Linked DNA regions of Homo sapiens: all the other regions are linked to region 1. A link is an interaction called in ENCODE POLR2A ChIA-PET data of the cell type or tissue named here. Cell type or tissue: CD4-positive, alpha-beta T cell. All regions are shown on one strand. Each heading gives the region's core, and the rest is flanking DNA. Links, peaks and the distances in the headings are about the cores only.

Evidence for each region. Peaks named below come from ENCODE experiments on the same cell type or tissue, not always from the same donor. Only the 100,000 strongest peaks of a DNase experiment are listed, where the experiment ranks them.
Region 2: POLR2A ChIA-PET joins it to region 1 with 27 read pairs; 9 of 35 experiments call an interaction of 5 or more read pairs at or near these places.
Region 3: POLR2A ChIA-PET joins it to region 1 with 27 read pairs; 9 of 35 experiments call an interaction of 5 or more read pairs at or near these places.
Region 4: POLR2A ChIA-PET joins it to region 1 with 26 read pairs; 10 of 35 experiments call an interaction of 5 or more read pairs at or near these places.

What each region holds. Positions count from the first base shown.
Region 1 is chr1:12,506,199-12,513,706 of GRCh38, reverse strand. It overlaps VPS13D (vacuolar protein sorting 13 homolog D), which reads right to left. Exons shown (of 70, transcript NM_015378.4): 69 at 6,614-6,854; 70 at 1,660-4,814. The coding sequence ends at 4,683. SNORA59A (small nucleolar RNA, H/ACA box 59A) reads right to left here and starts at 6,461; the gene lies at 6,310-6,461. RefSeq lists enhancers at 4,797-5,298, 5,665-5,834. In CD4-positive, alpha-beta T cell, for the core only: no CTCF peak of the experiment used is centred there; a DNase peak (open chromatin) is centred at 2,846; H3K4me3 peaks cover 1,637 bases; H3K27ac peaks cover 2,608 bases.
Region 2 is chr1:12,445,330-12,452,837 of GRCh38, reverse strand. The region is part of intron 65 of VPS13D (vacuolar protein sorting 13 homolog D); the gene reads right to left. Among named protein-coding and RNA genes, the nearest start is that of SNORA59A, 58 kb to the left of the region's middle. In CD4-positive, alpha-beta T cell, for the core only: no CTCF peak of the experiment used is centred there; a DNase peak (open chromatin) is centred at 3,197; H3K4me3 peaks cover 975 bases; H3K27ac peaks cover 1,558 bases.
Region 3 is chr1:12,453,742-12,460,747 of GRCh38, reverse strand. It overlaps VPS13D (vacuolar protein sorting 13 homolog D), which reads right to left. Exons shown (of 70, transcript NM_015378.4): 66 at 4,618-4,750; 67 at 352-547. Among named protein-coding and RNA genes, the nearest start is that of SNORA59A, 50 kb to the left of the region's middle. In CD4-positive, alpha-beta T cell, for the core only: no CTCF peak of the experiment used is centred there; no DNase peak of the experiment used is centred there.
Region 4 is chr1:12,431,035-12,438,542 of GRCh38, reverse strand. All of the region lies in intron 65 of VPS13D (vacuolar protein sorting 13 homolog D), which reads right to left. Among named protein-coding and RNA genes, the nearest start is that of SNORA59A, 72 kb to the left of the region's middle. RefSeq lists a cis regulatory region at 4,979-4,989 and an enhancer at 4,912-5,056. In CD4-positive, alpha-beta T cell, for the core only: no CTCF peak of the experiment used is centred there; DNase peaks (open chromatin) are centred at 4,132 and 4,612; H3K27ac peaks cover 1,952 bases.

The DNA.
Region 1 (7,508 bases), core at 1,305-5,304:
GGAGTGCCTGGCTGGTTCACTGTCAAACACTGACTGTCCCACTGCATCTGTGAACCCCTGAAAAGAGTCTAATTGTGTGCGCGTGTGGGGGTTGTTAACCACACCTTCCACTGTCTCTCCCACTTGGAAGGGGCATAGTCTTCAGAAGCTGTGCTTTGGTTTGGAAAGCGTAGCCCCTCCCTTCTCTAGGCTTTTGGATTTCTGTTGACATTTTGTTCTGATTGGCTCTTGGCCAGTTCAACTGGGCAATGGTGGATGAGGTACTTGAATAGGTGAGGGGAACATTTCTTGATTAAAGCCAGTTCTTTGCCTGTTCTACAACACTGAAGCTGTGCAGCTACATGTGGCCGGACAAGAATACAGCCAGGCTGCCCGATTCCACTGTACATTCACGGTCATCAACGTCAAATGGGTCCTTAATGTCGCCCGGCAAACATACCATGCTTCTGTGGCCTATTCCCTTTCCCGTTACCCTACATGACTACGTGCACCTTCTCTCTCTCCAAATCAGCATCACTTCCCGCCCTGTATTCATTCTTGCCTGATGTGAGAAATCAGGAGCAATCAATGGAATCTCAAGCTCCCCCACCTCCACCCATCTTCCTGGCCCGCCAGGCCCTCTTCTCCCTTATTCCTTCCCTGCCCTCTTGAATTTCCGGTCAGTTCTCTCCATTTATGGCCAGATTCCTGTAGAGAGCTGTTGTTATTTCTCTCCTTCCATTTTCCTCTTGAATCTACTCCAACCCGGCTTTCACCTCCAATGCTCCATTGAAACAGCTCTTAGAAAGGTCTCTAGTGACTTCAGCATTGCTAGGTCCACTGATAATTGTTGGTCCGAATCCCACCTGACTTAGTAGCAGCCCTCGGTAGTCTTTGAAACCTTTCTGGCCTCAGCTTCTAGGATCCATACCCTCCTGGTGTCACTCCATCTCTGGATGATCCTGCTGAGCCTCCTTTGCTGTTTTGTTGTTGTTGTTGTTGTTGTTGAGACAGAGTTGCCAGGCTGTTGTGCCAGGCTGGAGTGCAGCGGTGTGATCTCGGCTCACTGCAACCTCCGCCTCCCGGGTTCAAGTGATTCTCCTGCCTCAGCCTCCCAAGTAGCTGGGACTACAGGCGCCCACCACCATGCCCAGCTAATTTTTTGTAGTTTTAGTTATACACATAATTATATAACGTGGTGAAAATTTGGGCGACACACAAGGTTATTAATTTTGAGGTGGAGTGGATGGAATAGAGAGGGGCGATATAGTCGGGGTTAGAGATGAGGTTTCATCATGTTAGCCAGGATGGTCTCAATCTCCTGACCTTGTGATCCGCCTGCCTCAGCCTCCCAAAGTGCTGGGATTACAGGCATGAGTCACCATGCCCGGCCTCCTTTGCTGTTTCTTCTTCAGCTGCCTAAACCCTAAGTGTGACGTCTGTCCTGCTGGGGCTTGGACCAGGAACCTCAGAATGGACTGATCAGCAGCCAGTGTAGCGCGGAGACTACTACTTACTCTTGGGAGGCTGAGACTGGTTAAGGTGTGGGGGTGCTTCCCCAGGCCTGGGGGCAGAGGCCACATTTTATTGTGAACATCACACTATGTTTGGTATTTGTCACTGGTGATAGCTCTAGAAGCTGTGGATCACCAAGAGACCAGAAGAAAACAAAAGAACAAGTTTGGGAAGTCCACAAGGCATTTTATTCCACAGGAAGAAAAATGATGACTCTGATATGAGAACCAGACTCAAGAGTCTTCACACACTGGTGACTGTAATAGTGTTTACATAATAGAGAACCAGATATTTTTAGAATTTTATCAAGCAGCTACTATGGTATTTTGAGGCCCAGATCATACTTACAAACAAAGTGGCCCTGGAGCCTTCAGAACATTGCGATGAGCACCCACCAAGCAGCAAGACACTCTTGGGATTTGGGGAAGGGGCCGCTTGTCTGTTTTCCACTGTGTAGTGACCAGGCCCAGGGGCTGGGGAAGCACTGGCCTGGCTCACCCTTCAGTGAGCACAGAGAAGCAGCGACAGCCAGGGAGTGACACGGGTCGGCCAACTGTGCTGGGTCAAGGGACTGGGTAGCTTTGGATATCTCCTTACCCAATTTACTCTTATTCCATTTATTTTACTTTCCTCAGAGACGAACTGTGTGTTTGAAGCAGAAAGAAAAGCAGTAGAAATGATCTTAACAAAGTCTTAGGCATTGCTGGCTGAATATCAGTTTACAAAGAGACGGGGCATTTAAGGAGCCAGGGGCAGGGCCTGTTTCCTCCAAAGCTTTGGATGTTTTCCTGGTGAGAACCAGGAGGGGATGTCAAATGCCCCTGAAACCTTCTGGCCTTGTCTGGCCCAGGGCTGCAGGGCAGGGGAGAGCTGAGAAGTGGAGCAGCTCGCAGTTGGCCCTCCCATCTCCCACCCAGCCCCGCCCTAGGTGGTCTTTGGATTCCATTTTAACATCTGCCTCTCCTAAGGTGCAAATGTCAAAGTGCTTGGTTGTGCAATCACAGGAGATGGGCAGCTATTTAAAGAGCTGATTAAAATTAGAAAGGAGCCCAAGGGGGGCATCTGAACACTTCTCTGGATTCCTCCTGAAGCACCAGCCCACAGGGCAGCCCGCAGCTAACTTCCTCAGTCAGGTCTGAGAACACCCAGCACTGCTGCGGCCCAAAGCAGATTTTCTTAGTAACACTAAACTCCTTAATCTCATCAAGAGATTTCAAGTGACTTTGTTCCAGAAGGTGATAGAAGGCTCACTGACGCATACAATCAACCCTTCCGAGAGTCTCATCTTTTAAGAGATCATGATCTCAGGCAGTAGGTTACTGATGACAAAAACCACAAGCCAAACCTGTGGGGGTGCAAGGAGGGAGGCTGAGGAGGAAGCTGCAGAGGAGCTGCCATCTTGTGCAGTGCTGTATCCTGCTGCCATCTTGTGCAGTGCGTGAGTGCTGAGACAATCATCACCACCCCCCAGCAAGACACACACAAACTAAAACTCACCCAGTGCCGCAAAAGCCAAGTTTCCATTCTGCAATCCACTAACTTGGAGTTCAGCAAAGGCAACCAAGCCTCGGAGTTCAAGAAAGCTGATCCTTGAACACTATGTAGCTACTTGTGCTAAAGCTCCCTTCCTTCCTCTCTGCATGCACGCGCGCGCGCGCACACACACACACACACACACACACACACAGACACAGACACAGAGGGGAAGTGGGAGAGGAAAGGGAGGGGAAGAAGATTAGCTTCATTTGTGTCTTGGAAGGATTTGGGTCATGAGTTATAAACACCAAAACCTTCCACGCATCCACTGATCCACTGAGTCATCCCAGACTCAGCTACATGTGACAAGGTTGTAGAAATTGATTAGCTTTATTAAAATAAAAATTTAAAAATCACAAGGTGACTCATTCATTCTAAAGTGAGGCCCCTTTTCCCTTCTCCCTATCTGCTTAATCCTTACAGAAAAGCGAAACACCAAAAACAAGACCCAGGGCGCTCATACCAGGCCTTGCTCCCAGCAGGAATTTAAAACCAAGGATAAGAGATGCCTTTGTCAAATCTTGGTTCCATGAAAAACTTACCAACGCAGCTTTTTAATACTCCTATTTCATCCCCCTTTCTGGAACTCTCCCTGCTCCCTTCTCATCCTGGGGTTTCCATCCTGTGTCCCCTCGGGCTGTGGAGCTACGATGCCTGCCTGTGGCTTTATTAAAAAGAAAACAGTCCCGGGGCTTTGTTCTTGGTTGTTGCTGCCCAGGCAGGAGAGCACTTTTATGTGGATTTCTGATTTGTTGCAACAGTTCAATGGGACTTTTTTTTTCCTTCTCAATCAACAGAGTTTACCAATGTTTCCAACCTCTCTAATAATAATAACCTGAGAAAACTTACAATGCTGACTTGCACCCATGTGGTAATGGAGCACAGGTTTCCCCCTAAGTTTGGTAAGACTAGTTAGGAAAAAGCCAAATGGATAACTTACATCATAATTTGTAAGAATCTAAGCACTCTTTGTAAAATGGGGGTGAGAAATTAAAAGTGGGCTCCCAAGCCCCTCTCCTAGATCCTTCTGAAGGGCCAGCGCCAGTCCTGGGTGCCACAGCTCACAGCCCAACTGGACAGCCACGATGTCAAAGGCGTCCCTTTCAGGACCACAGCCCTCACCTCAACCCACTTTACTGGGAATACTTTAGTCTCCAAAACTAAGACGTAACATTCTTTAACTTTTAAGAATGCCTTTCTATAGACAGTATCCTGAATTAGACATCTAGAATTAGTGCAATAGAAGATCCAATATAACTTTATATTACTTTACAGTTAACAAACCTTTACACATAGCACAGACCCTGTTCAGAAACGTTCCTATATATTTACAAACACACTGTTGTACATATATACATGTTAACAAAATACAGGGCAATCTAAAAATTAGATTCATCTCAGTACATGTTTTTAAACGTTATTTAACCAATACCTTTAAAAATTATTTCCCATAATCTAAAATAACTCCCTGCCTCACAAATTAATACGATTTCCATTTGTACTTTTCCTCATGAGGATTTACTTTCCCTCATTCCTTGACAACTTCCCCAAACCCGACTCCGGTTCTGCCTCCATCGTCAGCTGAGAGCTGGGCCTCTTTCCTCCTGGTGGGTCTGCGCTGTGTCGGGAGCGCCCATCTCAGCAGCGGGGCTTCAGGAGTCCAGCTCCAGCTGCTCTCGGTTTTCGCTGAGTCTTAACATAAGCTGCTGTTCATAGTAGAGGCTCTTTGCGTAGTTTATTTCTTGTGACAACTTGACAGCAAGGACCTCAGATTTCACATGGACCTAAGGAGGAGAACAGGATGGGTCACCTGTCCCCAGGATGGGGAAATCCAGGAATCAGATCCACCCAGGTGGCGGCTCCCAGCCCAGCTGCATCTCAGGATGGGATGTACACGTCAAAGAAACAGTGATGGCCAGGGCTGCTCCTGCTTCACTCGCACTCACAAGTCTGGGGTGGGTCCCTGCAATTTTTTTTTTTTTTTTGAGACGGAGTCTCTGTCGCCTAGGCGCAATCTTGGTTCACTGCAACCTCCGCCTCCCGGGTTCAAGCGATTCTCCTGCCTCAGCCTCCCGAGTAGCTGGGACTACAGGCATGTGCACAGCTAACGATTTTTTTTTTTTTTTTTTTTTTTAAGTAGAGATGGGGTTTCACCGTGTTAGCCAGGATGGTCTCGAACTCCTGACCTCGTGATCCGCCCGCCTCGGCCTCCCAAAGTGCTGGGATTACAGGCATGAGCCACTGCGCCCAGCCGGTCTTTTTAAACATTCCCCAGGACTGTACAGCCAACCCATACTCACCTGACATTTGGGAACTCCCCCCCACGGCCATAACTGATCTGCAGAGGTAAGACCAAGAGCAAGAATGGGGGATTCACATCTAAGGTCTGGTGATGGCTGATGAAGGAAGAAGAATCAGCGAACAAAAGCCTCTAGGTCTTTCTTACCACAAACACCTCTCTGCCCACCTGCTTTGAAAGGGGCAGAAGTATAGTGGGCGAGGCTGCCCACCTGCTACAGTGAAGGGATCTGGAGAAATACTCACACTTTGAGGTGCTCGCCCTCTTCATCAGCCAGCTCTAACTTAAGCCAATGACCCCACGGGAGCCTTACACAAGTCCAAACAGGCCCAAATGCATTCATGAGCAGGGGGAGGCCAAAGGACTCCGGAGGAGAGAGGCCCAATAAGGCTGGCGCTATTTCCGATCCATAGAGAGAGCAGAGGTGGGCAGGCCCTTTTGATTAATGTATCATTCTTGAATGCAAGCTTCAAAATCCGGGTATGCCGGGTGAGAATGAGCAGGACTAACACCTGGGTGTCATGGCAAGCCTCCAGGGCCGACTGGCCAGAGACAGATCCGCAAGAGGCTCTGCAGCCAGCTCTGGTGCCAAGCCACTCGGATTTGAACCCCGGCTCCTCAAGGTCAGCTGTGTAGCCTTGAATGAATCACCTGCTATGACCAATAGTGAGGAGGGGATGACAGCAACACAGTGATCAGACAACCCACAAGACAGCCAGCCCTCTAGGAACGTTAGCTATTCGCAGGAGCTTTATTATTTAAAAGCCTTGTCATAACAATACCTTGTCCCCTTTGGAGGGAAAGTATAACTTTTATTTACAAATAATTATTGAGCATGCTAGATGCTACTAGAACAAAAGTTACGGTTTCCACTGTTAAGGAGAAACAATGGAGAAACCAGCGTGAGCTCCAGTGCTTTCTTCGATTTGGTGCACTGAAGAATCCCATTTTGGGAGCAGAAAAACCCTGTGTGTTGTGTTAGCTGTTCCTTATCACCAACGAGAGTAAGTATTGTTACCCTCACTACATCTACGGGTAACTGAGGCACAAACGTTGTGAGGCAGTTAATGTTCCCAGGGTCACCCATGGGCCAGCTGGGAGGGCAGCATCGCCCCGTGAACATACCCTGGGCCCCTCCCATGTTCAGGACTGAGAGGCAGCACTCCTGGGAAGGGCCCAGCCTCAACCTCCTAAATGAGCTCCTGCTGAGGACGGGGAAGCAGGGCAGAGGCATCGAGGCCCTGGCCCCGCCCCTCAGGAGCCTGAGAACAGCCAGGCACTCACCATGGGCTTCTGGTGGGAGGGGCCGGGGATGGACACTCCACTGCTCGTGCTCACGGCTTTCTTGGTCACCTGCACATACACCTTCCCATGGTCTTTGGAGACAAGGCAGTGGTAGAGGTCATCGTATTTGACTTCTAGGAAAATGGCTTCTCGATCCACGTAGTCTCCACTTTTCAGGAAGTAAACAGCTTTGGAGGAGATGAGCACGCAGTAGCTGTCAATGTTCTCCACAGCGATGAAGCTGCAAAGCGAGACGGGAACACAGGAGTGACACCTGGGGCTTCGCCCAGCATCAGGGGGAGGCCCACTGCGGGCTCTGTGGCCCCAGGGCCTGAGTGCGAATCCCGGCCCCCTTGCCGGGAAATACTTCTAAATCCTGAAATTCTATCTTGTGGGTGTTTGTTGTTTTTCTGTGAGCATTTTTGGATAGCTTAAAGCTTACAGAAAACTGTAACAATACTCTATTGGACAAAACAGAAAACACGATGCCTTTCAATGTGAAACTGAAGGAGCAGCTGAGAAAGTTCACTGCCTGGCAGAGGAGAGGGAAACATGAAGGGGCGAGAAGACGCAGCTGGGGGCGCTGAAAGCTGAGGGGGGAAAAGCAGAATTAAACAGGTTCACCAAATGGCACGCCATGAAGAGACAGCCTGGCGTTAAAACACCTGCACCTCCCCATCCGCTTCCTCCCTCTCTAAGCTCAGCACCTCCAGGGACAGGGCACCCCCCCATCCACTTCATGTTCAGAAAACTCAAAGAGTCAGAAAACGCTTTCTTAGGTAAAACTGTCATCTTCCTTTTGGAAACTTCTAGTTGTTACTTCAGGAGCTTTAGGGCCACTCCAACAAAACTGAATTCCTCTATCATGGAGCTCACACATTCAAAGTGGAAATTT
Region 2 (7,508 bases), core at 1,305-5,304, 61 kb after region 1:
ACAGCTTTGAGAACCCAGAAAACTTGAGTAGATGTTGAAATCTATGATCCAACCAAACCTGTATTGATGAGTAGTTAATCAGATTTTACTGGGAAAGACGTTTTACAGAAACTAAACCAAAGCCAGCCAAATGATGGATACAGTGGTAAAGGCAGGGCCCTGGGCCAGTTCACTGCACTCTGAGGATTGAATCCAGGCTACCATAAAGCATGTGGCCTCCTTTTACTATGGAGGCATTTAGTTAGGCATCCTTAATTCTACCCCATTCCCCACCTCAGTGGGAAGGTAAGTCCTGCCCAGCCATTATTTCTCCCTCAAAGACAGCAGAAAACAAGTGGGCTGTGGAGGGAGGGAATTCCAGTGGTGCTCATCATGGGTGCCCTCTGGCCTTGCTCTTCTCTGAAGCTTGGAAGCACTATTTTACCCAGGTCCTTGACTTTGAAGATGGTCATCAAAACAGGGCAGAGATACCCAAAAGAGCTACACCATCATGTAGGGAGTGACTGGCCCAGGCCATCCTTCATGATCCCATCCTCCCACTGTCTTGTGACAAGTAAAGCCTGGAGATAGAGGTCCAGATTATTCAGACGAAGGAAAAATGAGTCCCGATATGAGCAAGTACAAATCCACTACACACCCAGTCAACCAAGCAATCCAACATGTGCAGAAGCCCTACTTGTACGGCAGGCTAGAGACAGAGAATCAGAAATCAGAAGTGGTTTCTGTCTCTTGCCTTCAAGACCTCAGTAGGGAAGTATGGATGTGGCATAATAGAAAGATAATCACACCTGAGTTTGAATTTTGACTGTGACACCCAACAGCTATGAGATCACAGACAAGTAACCTTTGCGGGCCTCTGTTTTCCTCCTTTTCAAAATGGGGATACAAATATTCCCTACAAAGATGCTGTAAGGATTAGGTAATACATGTAAAGCACATAGCACAGAGCCTGATACATATGAGACATTCAATAAAAATAGTATTATGTTATCTAAACTTTGACTTCTTTATATGCAAAATGGGAATAATCAGATTCTGCAGGACTGTCTTGAGGATTCAGGGATAGTGTGCACGTAAAGCATCTGGCATGGCATATCCCCCCAGCAAAGCGGAAGCTATCTGCAGCAGGGCATAACAGCACCAGGGTGTGCTAGGCTTCTAAACTGGGAAAGCGACTAGCAACTGGAAGGTAATCTGCAGACAATTTGTAACTCTTTGGTTATAATACCTTAACACCAGAAGGAGCATTTGCAGAGACTTAAGTCTGCCTACCTCATTTTGTAGCAATCTCAAGTCCACAAAATACTTAAGGCTTCAAGTGCATGTTGTTCTAGCTAAAATGAAAGGTTCCAAGGAACAAAATGTCCTTCAGAAAATCTAGTGTTACACTCACAAAGACAATGATTTTCCCCTTCCTTTCACTTCAACACATGCCATACTTGTGAATTCTGGCCACAGTCCAAAGTCATTAACTTCTATAAAGCAATATTTTCAGCAAGGGGGTAAAAATCTCAGAAGTACTTCAAGATGCCAGTTCTACTGAATAGCTAACACACACTCTGTCAACACCCTCCTTCCCAAAATAATCTCATTGTCTACACAAATGGAGACACTGCAAATTAGCCTGGGTTTGGGGCCTGGCTCCGAAGGGTTGATTTTCTAAAACTGAAATTCAAGTAGACACTGGAATGGGGCAAGGGAAAAAATTCACACTGTGTTCCTCTGTTCTGTCTGATCAGTTTACCTGACCCTTTTATGATCTTCAGCAAGCATGGGGTGCCAAAGGCATTTGGCCAGTGTAACAGGAGCTGGGGCTTGAATTTCTCTCCCTTCTCTTGGGTTCTTCTTTCACAGTTATTTACCTAATGGAAATTTCCTCTTTAATATCTTTGCCTCACTGAGTAATTGCTGGTGGCAGTATCTTCCTTGTCACCAGGGAAGATGGTAACCAAATACAACAGGAAAAGAGAGAAGTGGCAGGACTCCGTAGTGTGATGGAGAAGTTTTATATTCTTCCAAGTACAGATGCTCCTTGACTTATGATGGGATTACGTCCGGGTAAGCCCATTTTTAAGTTGAAAAGGCTTTAAGTAAAAATGAATTTCATACACCTAACATATCTAAACATGCCCGGAACACTTACATTAGCTGACAGCTGGGCGAAGTCATCTGGCAGCAGGGCCCACTGTAGAGTATTTGTTCCCTCTTCATGATCACGTGGCTAACTAGGAGCTGCGGCTGCCCTAGTGCCCAGCACTGCGACAGAATCGGATCACATGTCACCAGCCCAGGAAGATCAAAACTCAAAATCTGAAGTACAGTTTCTACTGAATGCATATAGCTTTTACGTCATCGTCAAGTCAAAAAATTGTAAGTTAAACCACCACAAGTCAGAGACTATACAAGGTTGTACAGCTGCAAACCTCAGCTACCAGCACAGCTCTAATTCTAATCAGCATTGTCTGCAATAAGCTATGTCTGAACTCATAAATTTGGAAAACCCAACTATCTATTGTGCCTCTAAGTAAGGCTGCCATGAACTTTGTGGGAGTTGCCACGATGTAGTCAAACAAGCAGGAGCAAAGGAATCAAATCTTACCCTGACAGTTACCAAACACGCATGCTGGTGGAAGAGGCTTAATTTCTCTGAACCTCAGTTTATCCATCTGCTAAAATCACATACTTTCTACTGTAAGGGATTGCTCTTTTTTTTTGCTGGCTGAGTCTCAGTCTGTTACCCAGGCTGGAGTGCAGTGGTGCGATCACAGCTCACTGCAACCTCCACCTCCTGGGTTCAAGCGGTTCTCATGCCTCAGCCTCCCGTAGCAGGGATTACAGTTGTGTGCCACCACGCCTGGCTAATTTTTGTATTTTTAGTAGAGACAGGGTCTCACCGTGTTGGCCAGGTTGGTCTTGAACTCCTGGCTTCATGTGATCTGCCTACCTCGGCCCCACGAGGTGCTAGGATTACAGGCATAAGCCACCGAGCCTGGCCTGCAAAGGACTGTTTTGAAGAGTTAAGAGAATAATTAATGCAAAATGTTTGGTGTAGCATTTGGCCAACACTTTTTACAAGTTTCTTAGAAGTAGTATGGGACTTTCAATTTCAGAGTCATTTTCAACTCTGCTGGTATACTACTAGGAAAACCATCTTTGAGTCATGTAAGACCTAAGTCACTTCAAAACGAAAGTCTTCACCACTGACTTCCGTTTCATACTGTCAAAATATCCACAGTTAAAAAGTATTCTGAGTGTGAGTTTTGCCTTGATGTTGAAGAACCCTTTTGTGATACTCATAAACAGAGAAGAGTTAAAGGAAAATGTGACCTGAAAAGCAGTGAATATCTATTGTTGATAAAAGGCAAACCAAACAGCTAGTCCTCACTCAGCCAAATCACGAAAGGGTGGGGAGGCTGGGAAGAGGCATTTAAAAAAAAAAAAAAGGCACGGAACAAGTTGAGGTTTGGCAAGAAGGAAGCATTTCTGGATTCCAGATTTCTATCCACTAGAAGAGGAGTGCTTTTGTCTGTTTTCAGTTCTACTTGGTTATGGATTATGTATAGCCCTTAAGGCAAAGAGAAAAAAAGGGGAGGAATCCAGAAAGGGGACCCTGAATAAAAACAATACAGGCATTTTAAAGTTGGGACTGACATCCTAATTCCAGTAATATGCCTAAGCCAATGACCTTGCTTTTTTTTTTTTCCTGGTCTCTGGAGATCTAAAAGCCCTCCTACCCTAAGATGCACACCATGTTGCTATTTCACGGATAAACACTTATCAGGCAACAGACACTCCTTTTTCAGTTAAGAAACAAAGTTATCTAAAGCCACCCAGAATTATCTCAGCACCCAAGGTTGAAACACATGCAAGGAAGTCAGGCCTCAGGACTGTCCTGCTGTCTTAACTAACCCAAGACACACGCCTGCTGAACTGGCAAGTTTCTCTTGCTATTCTGCAACTCTGACCCAGTTGTGAACTCAGATGCTGTTTCAGATTAATCTGGAAGCTCAGAGTGGTTTGAAGCATTCCCATAATAGGATTTTGCTTTTTCCTTAAAAAGGATTGGTGGAGTATGCTATAAAGTAAAAACCGCAGAAATAAGCAGGATGTACACAGGTAGAATCAAGACAACTGATCTTCAACATAGAGAAGTCGGGGCTTAGTCAAATCCTATTTTCCCTATAGTTTTTCTACATTGATTATAAAGAATTATGAAGGAAGGATGAATCCTGAAGCCCAGCTGTGGATGGAATTGTGTCCTGCCTTTCAGCTCTTCATCAGCTAGGACCCAGTGTAGGACTTTTTGGCAGAAGGGGGGTATGCTTATGTTGAAAATGCCAGACCCCTACTTGTCTGTTGCTGAAACCCCATGAAGCATGCAGAGGGAAGCCTGAAGACAGGTTTCCATACAGTTAGCACTGGCCATGGGGAATATGCCTTCCCACCCCATGAGAGCTCCTGTTTTGCCATTCTAACAAGGTTTTTGCATAAATAGCTTGTGCCTCAGTACTGAACCAGGAGATAGATTATAATGCAGGAAAAAAAATTCCCTCTATGGCGGTCACACCATAAAGCCTGATTTGGCAGATAACTTATTTCAACTCCAAGAAAACACACAGGCTCTCAAAAGCAGAGTCCTGATGCCAACTCTTGTCATTAGTATCAGCTGGGTGAACATGAGCAAAAGACACACTCTCTTTAGAATCAGTGTCTTCATCTACAAAACAGGGAGAACACCACCCATGGAGTTACCCACGGCGACCTTGGTTACGAAAGCACTTGGAAAAAAACACAAATCAAAGGGTTATTACTGGAAATCCTATCCTTTCTTCCAATGAGTGCTCTCCGGTTCCCTCCTCTTTCTCCCCCACTGAATCTTGCATGTCTCATCCTAAACTATGGAAATCACCTCATGCCCATTCTGGAACAAAGGAAAGCATAAATATGTCAATTAAAATCGCAAAATACAGAACTTTAGAAATGAAACCGAACATTCCTCAACAGAAAAGAAGCTCAAGATGATCTCCTTCCTAGTCACAAGACCTCCATTCTTACAAAGTACTTTGTATTTATTTCAAATGAATAAATATATTCACTTTAATGCCAAAGGCTTAGAAGAAAGGAGGCTGATGACATCAGAGAGAATAATCATAGATGCTGGGCACCAGTATAAGCTGAGCTTCTTGTGGCAAAAGTAAAATAGGTTTCAAGGGTTTGGAATAAGTTTTTTGAGGTTTTTAGAAAGAAATCCGTTCCCAACTATTTCTTTAAATAAATTAAGTTTTAGATGAGTGTGTGGCAGAGTAGGTAAGGGCAAACTTCCAAGTACTGAAGACCACAGTGGAACTTCTGGAATCATAAGCATCAGCCAACAACGTTCGTCATGTGCCAGCCACTGTCTTTGGGGCCTCTCATCAATGAAATATTTAACTAGCTTAATCCTCACAACAATCCTGTGAGGTAGTATTATTATGCTCATTTTACAGATAAAGCTGGAAAGACCATGAGCATTTCCAGCAAAAGTCTGCTAAGTATCTATGTGTGATACTGGGTAACCTAGAGAGGTAACCCAACCATGACTTTTGCTATTGTCTTCGTAGAAAAATTCCTTCCTAAATGCCAGTGAAAATTATACAGAGATATCAGGCATATCTCTTTTCTCTCCCAAGTAGCAGAACTGACAAAGGAAGGCAGCTGACAAAAGTATATTAAAAAATTTCTGAAAAATTACATGCAAATATCTGGACAAGGAAGAGGAGTCAGGCTCCAGTGTTCTTTCTTGATCCATATCCGTAACTCAGACACCTGGCCCACTTCCATCACCCAGACCTTTCCGGAGGCCACGTGGCCTAGAATCTACTTCTTTTCCCAAAGCTACTACTCTGACAATCTGAAACAGGTCCCAAAGAAATAGGAGGCTTGGTACATGTCCGTTATGTGGATCACATCACACCACACCAGCTTACATTACTAGTATGTACCATTTATACTAGGAAGAAAGATGGAGGCCAGACTGGGGTGGAGATTGGGACCAGTGATTTCAAGAGGTGCTGCCTATGGAGGAGAGGTCTCCTCTTCCACCCCAGCTTCTTATAGGAGAATGATTTCCTGAAGGACGTAGAACACCAAAGCTAAAACATTTGCTAAGTTAGAGCTGGTCTGGTCAAGCAAACTAACTCCAAAAGAAGCTACTGCTCTGGAAAGGCCTGTTTCATGTACCAGTAATGGACATATATGGAGATACAAATATAGGGGGATATGGAAAGAAAGAGGACTATGGAGAGAAAGAGGACTATAGAGAGAAAGCAGGCAAAACCAACCATGCTCCTAGGGTAAAAAAAGAAGATTTTGAAAGTTCATTTGGTTCAATCTTCATTCCTCTTGATCTTTGCCATTGTTCTTTTTTTTTTTTTTCTTTTTTGAGAGGGAGTCTTGATCTGTCACCCAGGCTGGAGTGCAGTGGCATGATCTTGGCTCACTGCAACCTCAGCCTCCTAGGGTCAAGCAATTCTCCTGCCTCAGCCTCCTGAGTGACTGGGATTACAGGCACGCGACACCATGCCTGGCTAATTTTTGTATTTTTAGTACAGATGGGGTTTCACACCATGCTGGCCAGGCTGGTCTCAAACTCCTGACCTCATGATCCGCCCACCTTGGCCTCCCAAAGTTCTGGGATTACAGGTGTGAGCCACCATGTCCAGCTGATCTTTGCCAGTCTTCTGCTATTCAAAATACCCCTGACCCATCTAAGAGTAATACACCATTCACAGTGGAAACTAAGCTATTGTTTCTAACAACTAACTTTTTATGGTGGTGGGTAGGATAGACCTGCATTTTGGGAAAGCTACACATGCAAAGCTGATACTTCACTTCTAGCAATGTCCAGGGAAGTTATTTATACACAAGTGTCATGTATCTGGGTAAGACCACCAATTGGGAACTGGTCTTTAGCATCTGGGAGAACAAAGAAGTTGAACCTGTCTTTTGCAGAGGAGGTAGAATGGGAATGGGAGGTAGTTCAAATCTAAGGTACTTAAATTAAGTCCTGTCTCATTTCTTTAGAAAACTGGCTTGATCCCAGGCTCAAATGAAAGGTCAAAAGAAGGTTCTTTTAAAAATGAACTCAAATGTTCCCATTTTTTTTCAGATGGGCTAAAATAGGAATAAACTTGCAGCTTAGCTACTTCCCAACAGTTCCTCAGAAACCTCTGGTCTTTGCCTAGGATTTGCCTAGGATGTCCCTTGGATTCCTCAGTGGCCTTTCAGTCGTCATTCCAACCTTTGCTATCTCTCAATCCACAAAGGGTGACCTGGGAAAGGACATTAAAAATTCACACCCATCTACTTCCAGCAGATCTGGTGTCTTGAACCTGAATTAGTCATCTCCAGGTTAACTGATTTCAGGTCTGAAAAGTCCTGGACTATGGAAGAGAACAGAATCCACTTAACTCAACATCTGCCCTTTCCAAAGGTGGCTACACGGCCTATCCTGATGCCTTTTGTTGATT
Region 3 (7,006 bases), core at 1,392-5,391, 53 kb after region 1:
CAGAAGAAGCTTCTAACAGTTTAATCCTAATTCTGACCTCTCTAATGGAGAAAAATAACATAATATAGTTATACATACTTATATATAATATGCTATATATACATACATATATAAAATATATAGCATATATAAAATATGCTATATATATATTTATCTGAAAAAATTCATGCCAGGTTTCTGTACCTCATTTTCATCTTTTTATATTAGGCAGATCAGAAATTTCAGTTACAAGTATTTGAATTAAAAACCCTATAACTAAGAAAGTGCACAATTAAACACATCAGTATGGATTAGGAGAAGCAGCAGACCTAGGCTGGAAACTGCAAAAGCCATTCTTCCCACACCACTGACCTGGGGCCGCTGAGTGTGGCTGTGTCTCTCACCGCCTGGGCTGTTTCTGATGCAAAATCCAGGGCGCCTGCCACTGGCTTGGTTACAGTGCCAACAAGCCCTTTTCCAAGGCCAGATATGAAACCGCTGACACCCCCTTCTGTTTTCACACCTTCCACTGTCGAAGTTATAACACTGGTCAGTCCACCAATGATACCTAGTGAAAAAGACAAGGGCTGTTGTAACCTGACGAGGACAAAAGCAAAAGCATTTAAAGCCAAACCCCTTGATTATGGAATGATAACTTAAGGCCATTCTATTAATCTCTGTGCCAGAGAGGCCACAGACAGGCCAACTCACAGAAGAGGATCCTGCAGATTTGCCCATTAAGTCCAGAGTCAGAGGATATATGTTACATGTTAGTCAGAAGTAAAGTGTGCTCCAGTTCAAAAAAAAAAAAAAAAAAAAATCAGAGAAAAGCTGAGAGGTTAACAGTGGCCAATTTTTCGATCCCAGAGCTTGGGCAGCCTACGGACGATCAGGAGAGGATACAGATAGAGGATTAAATCAACAGGAGACTAGAAAATTGGGCCTTCGGGGAAAGTTTGAAGATGATGGCATCCTATGAAATATAAGGCAGAGGCTGGGCGCAGTGGCTCACGCCCATAATCCCAGCACTTTGGGAGGCTGCGGCGGGCAGATCACGAGGTCAAGAGATCGAGACCATCCTGGCCAACATGGTGAAACCCCATCTTTACTAAAAATACAAAAATTAGCTGGGCGTGGTGATGCGTGCCTGTAGTCCCAGCTACTCGGGAGGCTAAGGCAGGAGAATTGCTTGAACCCAGGAGGCAGAGGTTGCAGTGAGCCGAGATCGCAGCATTGCACTCCAGTCTGGCGACCGAGCGAGACTGTCTCAAAAAAAAAAAAAAAAAGAAAAGAAAAGAAAGATATCTAAGGCAGAGAGAGATAACTAAATGTAGTTGTTCCTTAGTATCCATGTGGGATTGATCCAGGATCCCCTGCAGATACCAAAATCCTAGGATGCTCAAGTCCCTTACATAATGTGCTGTAGGTGTTTGCATATAACCTACACACACCGTCCTGTATACGTTAAATCACCTCTAGATTATTTATTGTAGCTAATACGATGCCCACATATCACTTCATTTGTGTGGAGTCAATACAGTATTTGAAACGTGTGGCAAATTCAAATTTTGCTTTCTGGCACTTCGTGAAATCTTTTTTCCCCCCAAATATTTTCCATCCATGGTTGGCTGAATCTGTGGATATGGAGAGCTGATGGTATACATTTGCAATTTTCAAAGAACACTATGGGGGTGACTGGCCAACCCCACTGGATGCTTGAAATAAGGTAAAAGCTACTGCATGCTTTGATGAAATTCGGTATCGGCGATTATATAAAACCTTCATGAAGAGCACCCCAAAAAGCTGTGAAAGCTGGCTGGGACCCTCAATGGAGTCAGTTCAAAAGACCAATCCAGGTCAAAAAGGCATTCCAAACATTTTGCAAGTTGACAGCAATGGCTGAAAACACCTTAGAAGAGGCCAGAAGCTGGCAGAGGCTGAAGAGGTCACAGTCACTGAAGGGAAGAGGCAGCCCGTCTAGGGAGCATCTCCAGGACCTGTGCCAGGGACACTCACAGGATGTTTACCCTCTGACAGTGGGGTGTGAGGAAGCTCTCTAGACTCTTCAGCTCTAGTGAGACAAATTGGTAAAGGAAACTCCTTGGGTGAGAATGTACTAACAATTCACAACATTTCTTTTGGATTCTGGGTAAATTTGCTCCAGTGAGGCAATATCTCTTTCCCAAACTTTTTTTTTTTTTAGAAACAGGGTGTCCGTCTATCACCCAGGCAGGAGTGCAGTGGCATGATTACCGCTTGCTGCAGCCTTAAACTCCTGGGCTCAAGCGATTCTCCCTCTAGGTCTTCCAAAGTGCTGGGCTTACTGTCCTGAGCCACTGCACCCAGCCCTTTCCCAAACTTTTGAACAAAGTTTTTGGCAGAGCACACACAGAACAGGAATTCAGACTGGGACCTGAGAGACAGAACATGACTGAACCTGGGTCCAGCAAGGCCTGCAGAGAGAACTGAGCACAATTCCCATTTCTTACATCAAGGGGATTGAGTGGATTCTGGTTCTTATCACCTTCTAAAGGTCTTTTCATCCTAAGGGAAGACTCTCACTCTAGGATACTGCCTTCGTATAACCCAGAGCTCAGTGGATCCTCTTTGGATGAAGCCATTGGCTCCTGGAGAGGCTGTACATATTATAGGAATGATTCTTGATGGGAGGTGATTTTGCAACTTTGAACCAATCATGCATTTTCTCAGCACATTTGTGTGTTCATCCAGAAAGTGAGGAGAGCCATGCTCTCTCCACGTCACAAGGATGCTGGCCAGATAAAGGCCACCACACATAACAAAGCATTTTATATTCATTTTAAAAGTCTTCTAAGAGTCCAATGTACTGTCATTACCATTACGAGAAAGAATGATTAAACCTTAACCCCAAATGATTGCCCAACAGTCAACTTTTAAAATCCATAAACAAATTACTTTCAGCCAAATTTCACTTCTGGCCTGACGTCTCCTTAGGGACAGCTCCCTTTACGGTTGGGCAGCCTTAGGAAAAGCAAAGGCATTTTGATCCAAATCTCACCATTAGGAAAGCTGATAAACAAAAACTCTATTCTAAACGTGTCCTAAGCACAAATAGAAATATAATATTTTACTGTCTATATTCCTTCCTCTTCTTCCAAATGCAGATAATTAATACTGATCAGTCTTGATATGACTCTGATAGCTTTGGATGGTTCCTAAGGATCTGGTACAAAGAGTTTAATTTACTAAGCCTTACTATGCATGAGCTATGTGCCAGGTGTCATGTGAGGTACACAAGGAGAAAGGTGAATGCAAAGTGGTCCTTCTCCCCTCCTCACATTCTCAATCTATCAGATGTACACAGCTGGTGACATACACAACCCAGACTGTGCTCTGTCATTAACTCTAACAGGGACAATAGAGCTGGGAAAATGTATTGAGTTGGGACTTACAGGCTGAGTAGGATTTTGATAGACAAGGAAATGAGGCAGAGGAGGGAGAGCAGAAGGACCATGTGTGAGCAAGGACTTGGAAGCACACCTGGGAAGCAGTACATAGCTGTGTGTGGCCAAAGTGCAGCATGGCTGAAGGATGGTGGTTGGAAAATTGGCTGGATTTATAGTTCCAAGGGCCTTGGATGCCGTACTAAGAAATTGTTAAGAAAAATGCAACAAAAGGCAAATGACTCAGAATTAAAGCATTAAAAGAATTCAAAGTCAGAGACCAAATGCATTCATGCCATCACCAACATCTCTTAGGCAAATAAATTTATAATTTTAGTGAATGCACATTTATGTAAAACTAAAAAACACCTGGGCTACAAACCTGGCCACAAATTCCTCATTTCAATTTCTTTGGAAGGAATGATCAGTAAGGAGAAGGCAGAGGTTACAATTCTAAGAGAAGTAGCAGCTACAATTCTAAGAACAGGTCTGGTTGATTACACCTTATGATACTTTGGGAACAGAAGCCAGAGAACGAAAAGGAATTGCAATGTGCACAACATTCAGAAAGCGAATGAGGAGTTCTCACCGGCTGTCGTATTTCAACTGCAAGGAGGATAAAGTAAGAGAGCTTGGAAGGCTATCAGGTACGCCAACACAGGATTTCCTCTGTTGTCAGCCTTTTCTTTTTTTTTTTTTTTTTTTTTTTTGAATTGGAGTCTTGCTCTGTTGCCAGGCTGGAGTGCAGTGGCACGATCTCAGCTCATTGCAACCTCTGCCTCCAGGGTTCGAGCAATTCTCCTGCCTCAGCCTCCCGAGTAGCTGGGACTACAGGCATGTACCACCACGCCTGTCTAATTTTCGTATTTTTGATAGAGATGGGGTTCCACCATGTTGGCCAGACTGGTCTCAAACTCCTGACCTCAAATGATCCACCCGCCTCGACCTCCCAAAATGCTGGGATTACAGGATTGAGCCACTGTGCCTGGCCTAATTTTTGTATTCTTAGTAGAGGCGGGGTTTCACTGTGTTGGCCAGGCTGGTCTCAAACTCCTGACCTCATGATCCACTCTCCTAGGCCTCCCAAAATGCTGGGATTACAAGCATGAGCCACCGCGCCCAGCCCACCTTTCTTTTTTTATAGCTGCAATCAGATTGATACAAAGGCGCCTCTGAGGACCAGCAGCAGCAGAGCCTGATGTCACCCATGACTTACCATGAGCCAGGCCATGGATGCCGGCTACAAGGTGTTCACCACTTGTGGCTGCATGGTACCTGATGTACTCCCGCTCTGACTGATGCCGATTGTCCATCGTCTTCCCTAAGCCATCTGATAATGTTCCAGCAAACTAGAAGGAGTTAAAAGCAGGAGAAGAGTTTTAAAGTCTTGGCACTATTTTTACTATTTGAATTACTTTAAATAAATTTAAATTAAATACAATTAGATAAGCCCATGCTGGTCTGTAGTGGTGTGATCTCATCTCATCACAACCTCCGCCTCCCAGGCTCAAGTGATTCTCCTGCCTCAGGCTCCCGAGTAGCTGAGACTACAGGTGTGTACCACCACACCTGGCTAATTTTTGTATTTTTAGCAGAGATGGGGTTTCACCATGTTGGTCAGGCTAGTCTCGAACTCCTGACCTCAAGTGATCTGCCCACCTAGGCCTCCCAAAGTGCTGGGATTACAGGCGTGAGCCACTGTGCCTGGCCAATAATTTAAATATAAATAAATTTAAATATTTTAAATGCAGTTACCTATACTGTCTGCCCCAGGTTGAGTGGTTCTCAAAAGGACTGGACACATACCAATTGGGGGATGCATACAATGGAGGACACTAGGCTTTGCAAAGCAACTACTAAAAATCTTTAATGACATTCACTTTCCAGAATACTACTCCAAATTTACTGAAAAAATCAGAGGTATAACAAAATAGTCTTGAGGGAGAAGTGAGCTTCAGGACTGTATCATGGTAAGAACATAGGCTCTTTGCTCTAAGAATTAGTGGAATTCAAAACAGGAAATGTGTCAGATTGTTGCTTTAGGGTTTGGTATCAAATATTTGGAGACATCAAACTCCCTCCAGTAATGCTGTCTTTCATTTATTCAATAATTACTGAGTACCTATGAGGTGCCAAGCTCCATTTGTCAAAAGCCAAAAACGAAATCGATGGAAAGATTAACAGGTTAGGTCACCGTTCATAGGAGGTGGCAGACTTGAACTCATGATTTCAAATGCAAACCCACCCTTTCCACAATTCAGAGATTTTATTTATCCTGGCATACTTTAACCAGAAAAGCTGTCTCATCCATCAAAGCTGGGATAAAAAGGACATAAAACTCTGTTTTGTCACAAGACAATCTGAAAAGGTTTAAAGTGACAGTTAATAAACCACAGAGTACTTATCCTCATCATTCAGGCATAAAAAGAGAAGGATATCAAATATATAATTAACCTTCTCAGGAAGGATCTACCAAAACAAGTGGTTTAAGTGCCAATGACCCAGGACTAACCTCTTAGAAAACTCACAGGAATGTTCCTTAGATACAAGGCTCAGGGGAAAGCCTCAAGGCAAGCTGCCTGCCTGGAAGGCCCAGGAACTGGGTGGCCATCTAGGGGCCTATTTCATTCTCCTTTGGCAAGGGGGTTAGGGTGCGTGTTACACAGATCAGATCTGCCCTGGAAACCTCAGTCATGAGGATTCTTGACACATGTGACAGTGAGTTCTGGGCACAGAAGAGGGACTAGTGAACACAGCAGCAATTCCATGTAAAGCAACAGTTCCTGGAAGAAGCTATGGGAAGACTCATGCCTTTTACTCAGTCCAAATATTTTACAACCTAGGGCAGTGATTCCTGACCTTTCTGGAGATGTAACCCCTATCATTATTTGTTTGCTTTCTGCCTTGCCTTCCATATCACTGCCTGTCTAATGAGAGAATTAAAGTTAATGAAAATTAATAACTTCCTTTAGGACAACTGGAAACACCACACGACGCTGCAAAGCTAGCACCGTGAATCACTAAGGAGTGGCTTCAGTCAGAGACCCCATCTGAGAGTTACCACAGTATAGGAGAAGGGCCACAAGCTGGGGCATCTGACCAAACTTCAGTCCTCCCTCGACCATTCTGGTAACTACATGACCCTGAGCGAGGTCACCTACCTCTGAGCCTCCTCTGCATCTGGAGAATAGCCAGAGTACCTACTTTGTCATGTGGCTGGAAGCATTCATGACAATGGCTCGGGGGCCTGGTATCTAGTTAGCATTCTTACTGTTCTTATTACTCTGCTACTAGTCCAAGGAGGAACATGCCTGCAGCGTTTGAGGGAAGCCTGTCAAAGGTTTAGAATTATGGTCATTTGCACTATAGTTTAACATAATAAAATCCTCTCTTTCCAGCAGATAAACACCAGCCTCCCAAGTAAGTTTTTGGAGTGGTACCACTTACAAAATTAGAGTGTTGGACTCTACGATTTCCAAAATCCTTTCCAGCTCTGGCACTGTGTGACCTACAACCCAAGGTAGAATGTCTTTACTAAATACTTCCTCTGAGCCCAGGACAGATTTAGGTACTGCTGAAGAACACAAACAAACAGCAGCCTTGAA
Region 4 (7,508 bases), core at 2,238-6,237, 76 kb after region 1:
CTCAAGAAAATTTTAAAGAAACAGCATTCTGTGTTATGTGCTGTCTCAGTGTGTTCATGCTGCTACAACAAAATACCGTTAACTGAGTGGCTTACAAACAGCAGAAATTTGTTTCTCACAGTTCTGGAGGATGGGAAGTCCAAGATCAAGGTGACAGCAGATTCGGTGTCTGATTCAATGTCTGATGAGGGCCTGCTTCCTAGATGGCCATCTTTTCACTGTAACCTCACACGGTAGAAGGGTGGGCTAGCTCTCTGGGGTCTCTTTGATAAGGGCACCAATTCCTTGATCTAATCACCCCCAATGACCTCTTGACACCAACACCTTTGGGGTTAGAATTTCAACATATGAATTCTGGGGGGACACATTCAGTCCATAGTATAAGAAAATTTCTCTAAGTCCTATAACAGAGACTCAGTTTACTGAGTTCAGGACATAAGTGATGAGCTACAGATGCTCAAGTTTTAGGGGATGGGGGTGGGAAGACAGCTACGGAACACACATCAAGGTGTGCTAAGAAAGCCAGGGCTAGGAGAGTATATCCAGACTGATATTTTCCCAGGTTTTGCTCAGGGAACCCTTTCATTGCCACATTTGCCAACCAGCTCAACCTAAGTTCAATTTTAGGAGTCAAAGGGCCCAGCCTGTCTCCCATCCCAACAGCTGGAAAGATGCCATCCAGCACTGTAATTTTTGAGCGCAGGGAAAACATCAGGGCTCAAAGGTTCCAAGAAGTCCACAGGAAATCTACCTAGCCTTAGTCTAAACAATTGCAGAAAAACAGTCATTCCTGTCTCAAGATAAACATCCACTTTTAGTCTATACATGGAAAACTAAAACTACGAATCAAAAATTGGATACTGTTAGTTGCCTTGAATGGAAAAAGAAAGGATGGATTTCCAGAGAAAAATCTACTCATTGGAATGGATGGGGGAGGGGAGGGTTGGGTTAGAAAACCATGAACCACATTCCCATATGTAATGTGCTCTTCCCTCTCAAATTTAGCTCAAATCTAGTTTAGCTTTGTGTAAAGAAAATGGTGGAACAGTTGAATGGCCAGTCAAATGGGGTCAGATAGTTTCCCAAAATGTGGTTTGGGGATCAATGGCAAACACTTCATCTGTTGAGCTCCAAATTGCACAGGAAAGCACAAAGAATGCCCCCCTCCCTCCTTTCGTCCTGCCTTTCTAATCAGTTGTTTTAGGGTCTAAAGGCCTTTTCCTTTCACAAGGACCCTTAGTTTGTTTCCTCTGGGCTTTAGGGAGGGTGAATTTCTACTCTAGATGGAGATATTAGGTTAATGAGAAATGCTGGAGGCAGTTCATGACTTTGCACTAGACTGAGTCACTCTGGTCAGAAAGAACAGTTTGGTAACTCTGCAATCTACCTACTGCAAACAAGCCATGACTTGGTTTGGTTTTAGCTCTAATTATATAAAAAGTGAGTCAGGGTTTTTGGGTACCCCCCTCCCGCCGCCACACACACACACACGGTGTGACAGGCTGTTGTTTTTGTTTGTTTGGGCCCGCTCAGTGAAAGGTATAACTGTTTTACCCACATAAAAATACTTGCAAAGGCCAGGAGCGGTGGCTCACGCGTGTAATCCCAGCACTTTGGGAGGCTGAGGTGGGTGGATCACCTGAGGTCGGGAGTTCGAGACCAGCCTGACCAACATGGAGAAACCCTGTCTCTACTAAAAATACAAAATTAGCCAGGCGTGGCGGTGCATGCCTGTAATCCCAGCTACTCGGGAGGCAGAGGCAGGAGAATTGCTTGAATCTGGGAGGCGGAGGTTGCGGTGAGCCGAGATCACGCCATTGCACTCCAGCCTGGGCAACAAGAGCAAACCTCCGTCTCAAAAACAAAAACAAACAAAAAAAAACTTGCAAAAAATAATAGTTAACATTGTATATATGCAGATTATGGTCAAATCATGACAAATAACAATACTAGGCTCAAAAAGTGAAACATTCAGTTAAGTCTCTTCCCCTTTAAATTCACGTGGTGGGTGGGGGCGAAACAAGGGAAAACAAAGGGATGTACAATGAGCCAGTCTTTCCCCACTAGGCCAGCTCCTCATTCCAGAGGCCCACCTGCTAAGCTCCACTGACCCCTCCCTAGTCCTGCTGCTGCACACCCCAGGCTCCCTCCTGCTGGGACTGCTCCCTGTGTGCCTCTTCTTGTCCCCACCTGTCTCTTGTCCACATGGCAAGCATCTCCTTGGACTTCAGGATTGGGCACCGGCGTGCCTTCCCCTGTACAGACCTTCCTTGTCCTGGGTAGAAGAGTCCACCCCTTCCTGAGATCCCCCTACAGGAACCCCCACAGACACCAAACTCAAACCTGGAACACTTTCCCACATGTGTGTGACTGCAAGTCCTCCTCCCCTGCTGGATGGTGACCCCAAGGGGAGAGGGCTTTGTTTTGTTTATGTCTGTGTCCCCTGTGCCTAGCACAGAGCCTGGCATTTCTAGTTGTCCATACATAGTTGTGAACTTGCTCTAGAGACACAATAAATAGACCTGTTAACATGAGGTTATGCTTTTTGCACATAAATCTATAGTCAGCTCGATGTGTAGAGTTAGAGCAAAGTCAAAACTCCTTCACTAAGTGTCTCAGACAGGGTTAGAACAATTTCCTGGTTTCGGCCACACACTTTGGCCTGGATGGTACAGCATCTACAAAAGAGCTAATTATACAACACAGGGTAGCACAGGAAATGACTTTAAACTGTGACTCAAATTCTCTGTATCCCCTTGATAATACAGCCTTACATGGTTAATCCCTGCAAATATATCGCAGAGAGGTTCGAGAATGAAGCCTACTAGATAGAGTGCTGCTTTTGCACTGGTATTAAGAGGACGGGCTCTGAATCAGAGAATCTCGGTTCTTAGCCTGGCTCTCCTTGTAACCTTGGGCAAATTAGTTAATTTCTCTGAACGTCAGTATCCTCATTTACAAACTAGCATTCCACAGGGTCGTTATGAGGATTAAACAAATCAATTTGTATGAAGACTCAGAACAGTACCTGGCACATAGTGAAGCAGTCAATAAATATGAGTATCTTTTTGTTGTTGTTGTTCAGACAGGGTCCTGCTCTGTCACCCAGGCTGGAATGTGATGGTGCAAACACAGCTCACTGCAGCCTCAACTTCCTAGGCTCGGATGATCCTCCCACCTCAGCCTCCCATGTAGGTGTGACTACAGGCGGGTGCCACCACGCCCAGCTAATTTTTGTATTTTTTAGACTTTTTTTTTTTTTGGTCATGTTGCCCAGGCTGGTCTCGAACTCCTGAGTTCAAGCAATCTGCTCACCTCAGTCTCCCAAAATATTAGTACCATTTTTAAAGCTATCCATTCAGTTACTAAATTCAAAACTTATTTCAACTGGGCAATCAGTATCAGTGTCTATCCCATGTTTTCTGTATAGCAATGCTGAGAAATAAAGATAAATGTAATTAACATTTTAAACACTTACGGTAAGGATACACTAACATATTCCGCAGGGCTAAGTTAACTACTCCATTGTAACTATTTATTTCATAAACTGCATGGCAAGCCTGACAAGCCTACTGGTCAACTTTGACAAAAGATTATGTGAGACAAATGCCAAGGAAATACAAAATTAACATTGTTGTTACTCCTTATCAGACCACAGACAAAAACAAACCCACCAACAGTCCAGAATGAAGGAAACAGGTTGTTGGCTTTTGATTGGAATTTCCTAGGATTGTTACCATGTAGTACAAGATTAATCTAAATGTTTCTTTGTGCACAGACAAGCTTATGTGGAATGTATCAGAATAATATAATAAAGGCTTAGGTTTATGTGTGAACAAAACTGCTTTCAAAAATGTATCATTATCAGGCTGATTAAGAAAATACCACAGATTTAAACATACCTGAGGCCTATAAATAAGTTAGTTTGCTGCTTACTGGGGGTGGGGGGAATACACAGGCTAAATAAACAAACGAAAGTACAGGAAAATCAAACACTTTCAAATGAGCTTTCTTCCTTAAGTAGGTGTAACTAAAACCCAGTTGTATGCTAGGACTACTGAGTATTTTCAAGATAGTGCATGCTGTGGCATTTTAAACCACAGAGCCAAGCTGCTACCACCGCCACCTCAACCACCAAACTTTAAGAGCACACGCTGTGCACTGACTCATTTCATCCTCCCAGCAGCACCCTTCACAGCTGGCAAGTGGATTTTCCAAGCAAAAGGGAGAAACCTAGAACACACCACAAATAGGTACCTATTTTTGCCTTGATGTGTCAAAGTCAGAGAAAAGGGCAAAATTCAAGCAGCTGACCAACGGCATTTCAACAACAGGATGTTCCCAGGGAGACTGCGGCAAAAGATGTCTTTCACAGTATATGTAATTCCACAAAAATAGCAGTTAAAACCAATACGGCATCAGGCACAATGAATGACAATTTCAGGTTAGAAATAACCAAATGCTCAGCCTCTAATTTGTTTTCTTCTGTTTTGAGGGATAAAACAGAGGAATAAAGAATGTGCTGGAAATTTGGGGAATGCACTTCAAACTTCTTTCCTCCTCCTCCTCCTCCACACACACACACACACACACTCTCTCTCTCTCTCTCTCACTCTCTCTCTCTCCCCACCCCCTACCTCCTCCTCTTTGTAAAAGGCCTTTAATTAGCTCACATCCTATCCTGGCCAGGGCTGCCTAATACATTCTGACACCAGCCTGTTGGCCAGGCAGTGGGGTCTAAGTGCAGGCCTGATTAGCGGGATCCCAGTGGATCCCCTGCCGCTCTTATCTCCACAGATGCCTGATGAGTTTGGTATCTTCCTCCCAGCCCTCCCGGGAAGCTGCCCCAGCAGGTGCCCATTGGCAATAGTTTTGTGTTACAGGCCTGAATGAATGATCCCCGCAGGAGCTGCCGACTGTTTTCACAGACACAGAAGGCAGTCAAAAGTCCACTGCGTGAACTTGGAATGACCCCAGCTGCAGAGTCACTGGCGGGTTCATCGGGAGGGCAGGCACGCTTTATTAAACAACTAATACTCTTCACAGATAACTTTCCGAAAAAGCAAAAGTGTTAACTCTTTGCAATCTTGCTCTGACAAAACACTTCAGCTGTGGCGGGGCTCCCTGTGTGACTGAGGGTCTGAACCCAAGTGAGGGCTCTGAGATGGAGGAATGGCGCCAGCAGGGACCATGATTTCATCTGGCCTGAAGAAGGGTTGGGACTCAGTCACCATTTGGTCTACTGTTTTGTTGTTGTTTTTTTGTTTTTTTGTTTTTTTTTTTTCCCCAAGCGTTCCAGATTAAAGCGAAAAGGCAAAAAGCAAAGGTTTCGAGCACCTACTCCAGGGAGGACAGTGTGGCTGGGAGTCAGCCTGACAGTTACAGCCCCCAGCCAGGCCGGCTCTCAGCACCTCCAGAACAAGAGGGTGGCCCCTGGCTCATTCTGCCACATGCCTGTGCACCCTCGCAGATATGCGTGGGCCCCCATGGGGCTTCCATTCTAAGTTACCAGGAGAGAAAAGGTACTAAGGTACTAAGCTGTGAAGGCCATTGCAAACTCTCATCACCTGTGGGACTGGTGGGGCAGTCATTTTGTTGGCAGCAGCCAGATGCTGTGCAGTGGGTTCCCTTTAGAAGGAGGACTCAGACGCCAGGCACAGTGGCTCATGCCTGTAATCCCAGCACTTTGGGAGGCTGAGGCAGGAGGATCACTTCAGCCCAGGAGTTAGAGACCAGCCTGAGCAACATAGAGAAACCCCATCTCTACGAGAAAAAAAAATTTAGCCAGGTGTGGTGGTGTGCTCCCGTAGTCCCAGCTACTCAGGAGGCCGGGTTGGGAGGATTGCCTGAACCCAAGAAGCAGAGGTTGCAGTGAGACAAGATGGTGCCATTGCACTTCAGCCAGTGAGACTGTCTTAAAAAAAAAAAAAAAAGGGAAAGGATTCAGAAAAGGAAAGGGGTTCAGATCAAAGTGTTCTCATAACGAAGACAAAGCCATCACAAGTTCTTCCAGGGTTGCTGGACAGCAGGCAACTGGACACATCCACATTTTCAGTGTCCACTGAGAGGTACAGCAAACAGCCACTTCTGTCCTAGGGCAAGAACCAGTACTAAAGATGTTTTCGCTCTTTTCTTTTTTTTTTTTTTTGAGACGGAGTTTTGCTCTTGTTGCCCAGGCCGGAGTGCAATGGCACAATCTAGGCTCACAGCAACCTCCGCCTCCCCAGGTTCAAGCGACTCTCCTGCCTCAGCCTTCCAAGTAGCTGGAATTACAGGCATGCACCACCATGCCCATCTAATTTTGTATTTTTAGTAGAGATGGGGTTTCTCCAAGTTAGTCAGGCTAATCTCGAACTCCCGACCTCAGGTTATCCGCCCGCCTCAGCCTCCCAAAGTGCTGGGATTACAGGTGTAAGCCACCGCACCTGGCTTGCTCTTTTCTTTCACACAGCCTTTAGAAAGAACCCGATGACAATTCTAACAACATACAGAGAAAAACATATGAACATTTAGAAAAATTTTAAAATTCATTTTAACCCACAAAGTTAGATTAATTTTGGCATCACCCAAAGACTATGTGTCTATTAAAGTTTCATCTCTACTACATCTCACCACTGCCCACTAAATCTAATTATAAAGGGATTCCCTATTTCTTTCTTTTCATGGGGGCAGGTCTTGTTCTGCTTTCAGGAGAGATGCAAAAGTTTTGCATGGGTTTACTCACTGGGTAAGATTCTGCTGAAGGACTAGTAATAGAAGGTGCTTTAAGGAGCTGTACTACCTGCAGCCCCTTCCGGTAAGTTGACCTTGACACAGAACAGACTGGTTCAGTGCAACAAACCCTTGAGGGCTTCCTAGATCACAGGCTAAGTGCTTAGGGTTAAAGATACCAAGACGAGTATGACTTAGTCCCTTGTACTCATGGAACTCAGTATAGTATGGGAGACAGACACACAAATGGATAAAAAATAAAGAACGCTGAGAAGATATACAGTAGGCAAGGCTTACACCCTACTACTTTTCTCCCCCTCACTCCTACCAAGCAGGTGCCCACAAGCTGCCGGCCCAGTCTCAACAATCATACTAGATCTGTAGCCAGAAAGCCTGGGTTTGAGGGCTAGCCCTGTGACTAATTAGCTTTGAGAACCTTACAGGGTCTCAGTTTCTCTACCTATAATTTGAGAGGGCTAAAGGCTGGCCTTAAGGTTCTTTCCCAAATCTGCTATCCAAAGAGTTTCTACTGAATATCAGCGATTGTGTTAAGAGTCTGCATCTGGGAAAAGCTATTGTAGCTTTGCCATATTCAGCTGGAATAACTAAGAAAAGTTTTAGTGTTGACACATCTCTTAGGAAGAATACAAGATGGGGTTAAATAGGCAAAAGTTAGAGAGTTTAAATTATCATATGAAATATTATTAAAACTAGGCTTCTCACCAAATTCAATTTTTTAACATAAGTTAGACACAGTTCACTGTTATGTTTTTACCTTTTACAGAGAAACAAGTGGC